2 separate regions of the Homo sapiens genome follow, and region 2 is linked to region 1. A link is a contact called in ENCODE Hi-C data. All regions are on one chromosome and are shown on one strand. The core of a region is the stretch at or near the end of the contact, and the rest is flanking DNA. Distances in the headings are between cores, read along the strand shown.

Region 1 (2,901 bases), core at 142-2,641:
GTCCCTCCTCCTCAGCGTCAAGAAAAGGTGGGGATCGCAAAATTACCGTTAAGTTGTCCGGGTAAAGACTTTTGGGGGAGGAAAACATTAATAGTTTCACAGATTGCTTTTTTCCTTGCGACATGTTTCAAACACCGGAGAAGAAAAAAGTCTTCTAAGAAAGTGCGACTCGGAGGAAATAGCCACGAGAAGGAAATCGTTAGCTCGAAGCCCCATCTTTCATCTCACCCGTGAACACTCCTCCCCTTTGAGAAAGGACAACGCTGCGAGAGCAAATGACAAAAATCCCCAGAAAGAAGCTAAAGTCCAGCATCTTTCCTAAGAGCCCGCTACAACCTCAAAAGCCTGCCCCTGCCCCATCTTGGAAGCGCGAGCCGCGGCCAGTCCTACCTACCTAGAGACCTCACCGGGACCCAGCGCGCCGGGGGAGGGCAGCCAGGGCTTGGGAAACTCTTTCCTGGGGCACCTCACGCTTCAGCGTCAAAAGACAATATAGATAGATGGGTGCCGGGCGGTGGCGGGGGGGACTGTTGCCACGACCCACCGGAGGGACCCATGACTCCGGGTCCTGAATTTTCTGTCGACCTTAAGTTTCTTGTCACGAGATGACGGCCATCACCGGGTCGAGAAAACGGCGAGAAAAGGCGGCCCGGTTCGGAAATGGGGGAGGGGCGCGCGTCCAGTCCTCCTGTCAAGGAGCGGCCGCCTGCAGAGACCCCGCAGTGCGCCGTCCCCGGCTCCGGTCCCGGGCGGGGGGTCTTGCTGACAGATCCGCTGGGCGGCGGCTGCTCCGCCGCAGCCGGTCCGCGTCCCGCTCAAACTGCAGCTCCCCTCCCCCCACAGCCCCGTCTCTCCGCGCTCCCGCCACATTCCGCCCGCCGCCGCCCACTCGCAGACGCCCAAGTTGCCCCTAACCCTACTTCCTCGGATTTTTCGCGATTAAGTGAGAGTAGACCCCGCGCCCACTCCCTGCACCCACCACTGCCTGCGGGTCCCACCACTGCCACCTCCCGAGTCCCGCTCTGCTACTTCTTCAGGCTCTTACCGACTGCGCCAGCCTTGGCGAAGCTCCGCCGACTGCCCTTTGCTCCAAGTAATTTTTGGCGATTTTTAAAGTAATTTTTCCGGCGGAGTCATAGTGGCGCTATACTCTCGGACAGGTTATCCTGTCTCTCCCGCTAGATTGATGAGATCAGGCATCACTCGAAAATGGCGCCGAAAGCGCTGAGGCTCCTCATTCAAATTCGTTAGAGCCAACCCCGCCGCCCCAGGGAATGCCGGGAACGCGGGCTGCCTCCACAGCTGTCAATACCGCCTCTTAACCCCCCTTCTCTTGCTTTCCCGACATTTTTACGCATGCGCAAACTCCAACCCTCCCCCCTCCTCCCGCCAGGCACATGCGCAGAATCATCGTGGTGCACGGCTCTCCCTTTGCTTCTTCGGTTGCAGTCCTCTTGCTTCTTGCGCGTGCGTGTAGCGCTTTTGCAAAGCCGCGGAGGTGAAGTGAACTTAGAGGTTGTGGGGCCGAGGGGTCGTCTTATAGCTACCAGCCCACAGGCATTTAGTCTACGTTGGAGGTAAACAAATACGGGTCCTGCTTAGGAGAAAAGAAAAACGTCTTACAGCCAGTGTCTAAACTCCAAACAACGGAATGTATCAATGAGACCTTGTATATGGATACACGTGCATTTAAAACCGCCCTGCCGGCTTGTAGAGCTTTTGCCGTTCTCCAGCGCTTTACAGGGGTTATCGCACTTAAGCCTCGGAACAACTTTACCAGGTAGGAACTATTACTGTTCTCGTTTTGAAGACCAGGAAACCTAGGCTCAGAGACGTTAAGTAATTTGCCCAAGACAGCACAGGTGGCACAGAAGTGGATGAATCCACATCTGTCAGATTCAGCAGCCCTGGAGTTCTCTACCACGCTGTACGATTCAACCTGAGCCCACACAGGAGGCGTGGTCTCCTTCTTCAACGGTGTGTGTGTGTGTGCGCGCGCGCCTGCCTAGAGTTAATGATTAAGTTTGCTGAAGCCCTTCTTCCCGGTCCTAAGCTGCCTGTTGCGAAGGCGCTTTCATTGAATTCAGTTTCTCTTACCGTCTTAACTTGTTCATAAACTTTTTGAGATAGGAATGGGCAGTTTTTCTGTGTCACTTAGGATGATTTTTTTTTTTAATGGCGTGATAAGTGAACTGAATCCAGCAAAGACGAGTTTCTGTTGTGCAACACGTTGGTATACTGACAGCTACCACGTATTGACTGTGTACTGTGTGCTGGGCACTGTGCTAAATAAATGATTTACGAATTAATCGTGTTTATTGCTCACAACAGCCTTATGAAGTAGGTATTATCTTCACTTTACAGATGAGGACACCTGAGGTTCAGATTAAGAAATCTGCCCCAAAGTCTTAGAACTGGTAAGTAGAAGCACCATATCTAGGCAAACCTGTCTACCTTCAAAAAAAATGGGCACTCTGATAGGACAATTAACGATAATAAAGTTGTAATTTTTTTTTTTTTTTGAGACGGAGCCTCGCTCTGTCGCCAGGCTGGAGTGCAGTGGCGCGATCTCGGCTCACTGCAGCCTCCGCCTCCCGGGTTCAAGCAATTCTCCTGCCTCAGCCTCCCGAGTAGCTGGGACTACAGGCAAGTGCCACCACGCCCAGCTAATTTTTGTACTTTTAATAGAGACGGGGTTTCACCATGTTGGCCAGAAGGGTCTCGATCTCTTGACCTCGCGATCCGCCCGCCTCGGCCTCCCAAAGTGTTGGGATTACAGGCGTGAGCCACCGCGTGGAGCCCTATAAAGTTGTAAATATTTTAAAACCTTCATTGTGAATGTTAAATAAGAGAGTAGATATGAAAGTGCCTGAAGTACTAATAAGGAAGTGGGAGAAGGGT
Region 2 (2,901 bases), core at 120-2,619, 910 kb after region 1:
ACTTTACTTTTTTATAAAATAAACTAATGTAAACCCAGCTTTGGACACATTGAATAATGACCCTTTTTCAGGCTCCAAATGAACTGTCTGTTTAAACAGCTGGATATGTCAGGGAAAAAAATCAAGTTTTAACTTTTATTAGATCTCTCCTGTTTAGTTCACACCAACTATATGTGTCTGTCATGATGAGAGTGCTTTATACAGGGTGTGAGTGAGTAGTTACCTTTCTTCCTGCTGGAACATTGGAGAGGACCGGGGCCCAGTGGCTGAGAGCTAAGGTCAGAGTTAGGCAGAGCTAGGTCTGAAGGCCACTTCTTCCACTTAGCCCCAAGCCTCAGTTTCCCCTCTGTGAAACAAGGATAATAATACTATATACGTCACACTCACGGGACTATAAGAGGCCACCTATGGAGAATAATTAGCTGGGTGCTTGATGCAAAACAAGCATCAACCAACAATAGCCACAATGATATAGTTACCATGTTTTTCAGTTTGAGTTCCCAGGTGGATACCACTGATATTAGATAACACTGATATTACACACCACTGGTATCTGTAGATACCACTGTGGTTAGCTAACAGTGAATGTAGACACGACAGTGCTTCATCAGGTAGACATCAGACTTGGAACATGCCTCCATCTTTCTCCAACCAGAACCCCTGCGAGGGGGAAACAGAGCAAGTTAAAATACTGCAAAGCTTTGCATTTAGAAACCGGAAAACAGATGCACAGAGCAGTCTGCCTCTGTGTAAATGCACATTGTAATCAGTTTTCTAACGCTGCCTTTACAAGGATGAGTTAAGTGGTTCGTTGACATATCATTATCACATTCTGAAGATAAACAGCCACAGGATCTATGAACTCTCATCAGGCAGTTAATTATTCTTGAATTTTTCTGCACTCTTGAAACATATTCTATTTATTTAACCGTCCCCTGGGAGCCCTGGTCGCCTTTGTCCCTGCCACACGGCCAGTGGTGTAAAACCTCTGCATCTGTCAGATTTCTCCATGTGGAGCGTAATTGCCTGATTTCCATTTGAAAGTACAGCCCTGACATTAAAATGACATAGACCCACCAATGATAACAATGGCTTCCTGACACCTACCAGAGGAGAGGGGGCGAGGGGGCATAATGCAGGAATAAATAAGTGCATGAATGAACGCTCGCCTTCACGGGGCCAGGTCTGAATTTACAGCTGCAGATGAAGTGTTCCTTGGGAGCAAACAAAAAGAAAGAATGAAAGAATAAAAGAAAAAGAAACCAATAGATTAGCATCCGCGTGAGTCTGTTGGAGCCAGATGGCTCTCTGTGGAGAGCGAGCTGGCCTGCTTTCTCCCAGTAACCCTGACCAGCAGACAGCAAGCCCGCTACACGGGGAGAGAAATGATCTCATTCCTCAGCCGGGCACGTGAGCCGCCTTCTTTCTCTCACACACAACTCGAGCTGAAGGGGAGTTGGAAAAGAGAGAAAGGGTGAAAAAGAAAGGGCGGGGGAGAACGGGTGATTGTAAAGAACAAGCAGGTCCTCGTAGCCCAGAGGAAGAGTGAGACTCCAGGCCTTGGCCAGCCCTGAGCGTCCAAGAACTGTCTCCAGATGTCCACGAAGGAGAAGACAGGGAGACAGAGGGGACACCCGACACATTGTTGTCTCCTCCACACACATCCGTGAACTTCACCTCCACGATCCAATGTTGCCTGGAAGGCTTGATGTGGAGAGGCTGAGAGGAGGGGCGCAGGCTGCTGTAGAGGCCATGGGATTAAGTTCTGTGCCCCACTGGAAAGGGGCAGTGAACAATGTTTTCAATTCTTCCTAATGACAATGTCTGCCTGTCTCTGTGGGCCACAGGCGAATGAGTCTGTCAGTCCTCAGCCTGCAGGACCAGCCATCTGCTGGGATCCTGGTCTGCCATGCTCCTGAACAGGTGCCTGAGATGGAGGCAGCTGGAGTAAGGGGGCAGTCAAATGAAACTGACAGGTTGTAGGTGTGGGAGGGCTCCTATCCTTGAAGATTCTGAGGCTGAGAGGGGCTTGGTCTGGGGTCATTCTGCCTGCTCTGCTGAGCAAAGCATTCACTGCTTGTAAACAAGTCTGTTGTCTGGAGTGACAGCCACACGTGGGGGTTGGTGGACATCAGACAGACCACCAGATGCTGGTGTTAGAGCCTAGCACTTGCAGATGTGTGCAGAGGTGCAGGCCTCCTTCAAGTGAATCTGCCCTCTTAGTGAGTGTTCACACACCCAGCTTGGTACCAGGGCTCCTGAGGCCTCCAACCCAGAGAAGCAGACTAAGAGAGAATGAAGGTGCCCGTGCGAGTGAGTGCTGGGGGCTCACAGAGCACTTCATCAGCCTGGCTAGGTTGCTTGGGCACCTGAAGCTTGTCTCCAGCAGTGTTTACTCAAAAGAATAAATAGTTTCCAGGGTGACACCAAATGCGGGGAGATGTAGTCATTCCTTTAAAGCTGGAAACTATTATTTTACTCCTAATAAATATTGAGCAAAATTCTCTTCATTTTCAGCCCAGGATGAGAGCACCTGCTTCACAATTCCTGGCAGTTGTCGGTACAAATGAACATTAAGCTGGCATATTCTATCAGGGCCAAGGAAGCAAAGCAAGCTGCCAGCTGGGGGCTAAAACCACAGGCTCTGGCTTTTCTTCTTTCTAAAAATGAAACAGAAAGCCACCACCCCACCAACTGTTTTGCTCTTTATCTCCCAGGCAATGCTACCACATAACAGGGTTCCTCGTTCTGTATGGGATTCTCACTCACAGCAGAGCTAAGGATTTCAAAGGAAACCGTATCACTAAAGTAACAAGAGCGTGAGCTCCAACATCGTTCCTTGCCTCCACTTAAGCAGGGAGATCAGTCACTCAATAGGAGCATTTAAGAAAATTTTAAAAT

What was found. A loop is a pair of places that touch in the nucleus more often than their neighbours do. Pooled maps may share reads with other maps.
Region 2: a loop to region 1 is called in a pooled map, with 15 times the contacts of the local background. The contact joins the enhancer-like site here to the promoter of DLEU1 in region 1. A Hi-C loop is called at or near these places in 2 of 37 single-sample maps with no recorded cell type and 4 of 50 pooled maps.

What each region holds. Positions count from the first base shown.
Region 1 is chr13:50,080,778-50,083,678 of GRCh38, forward strand. It overlaps DLEU1 (deleted in lymphocytic leukemia 1), which reads left to right and starts at 1,392. Exons shown (of 7, transcript NR_109974.1): 1 at 1,392-1,780; 2 at 2,365-2,417. All of the region lies in intron 1 of DLEU2 (deleted in lymphocytic leukemia 2), which reads right to left. RefSeq lists silencers at 536-830, 694-913, 1,314-1,363 and an enhancer at 1,521-2,316.
Region 2 is chr13:50,989,727-50,992,627 of GRCh38, forward strand. No RefSeq gene overlaps it. Among named protein-coding and RNA genes, the nearest start is that of RNASEH2B-AS1, 80 kb to the left of the region's middle. Within about 2 kb of position 1,370, at least 12 of the 41 ENCODE cell types and tissues checked have a DNase peak (open chromatin) inside an H3K27ac peak, as active enhancers do.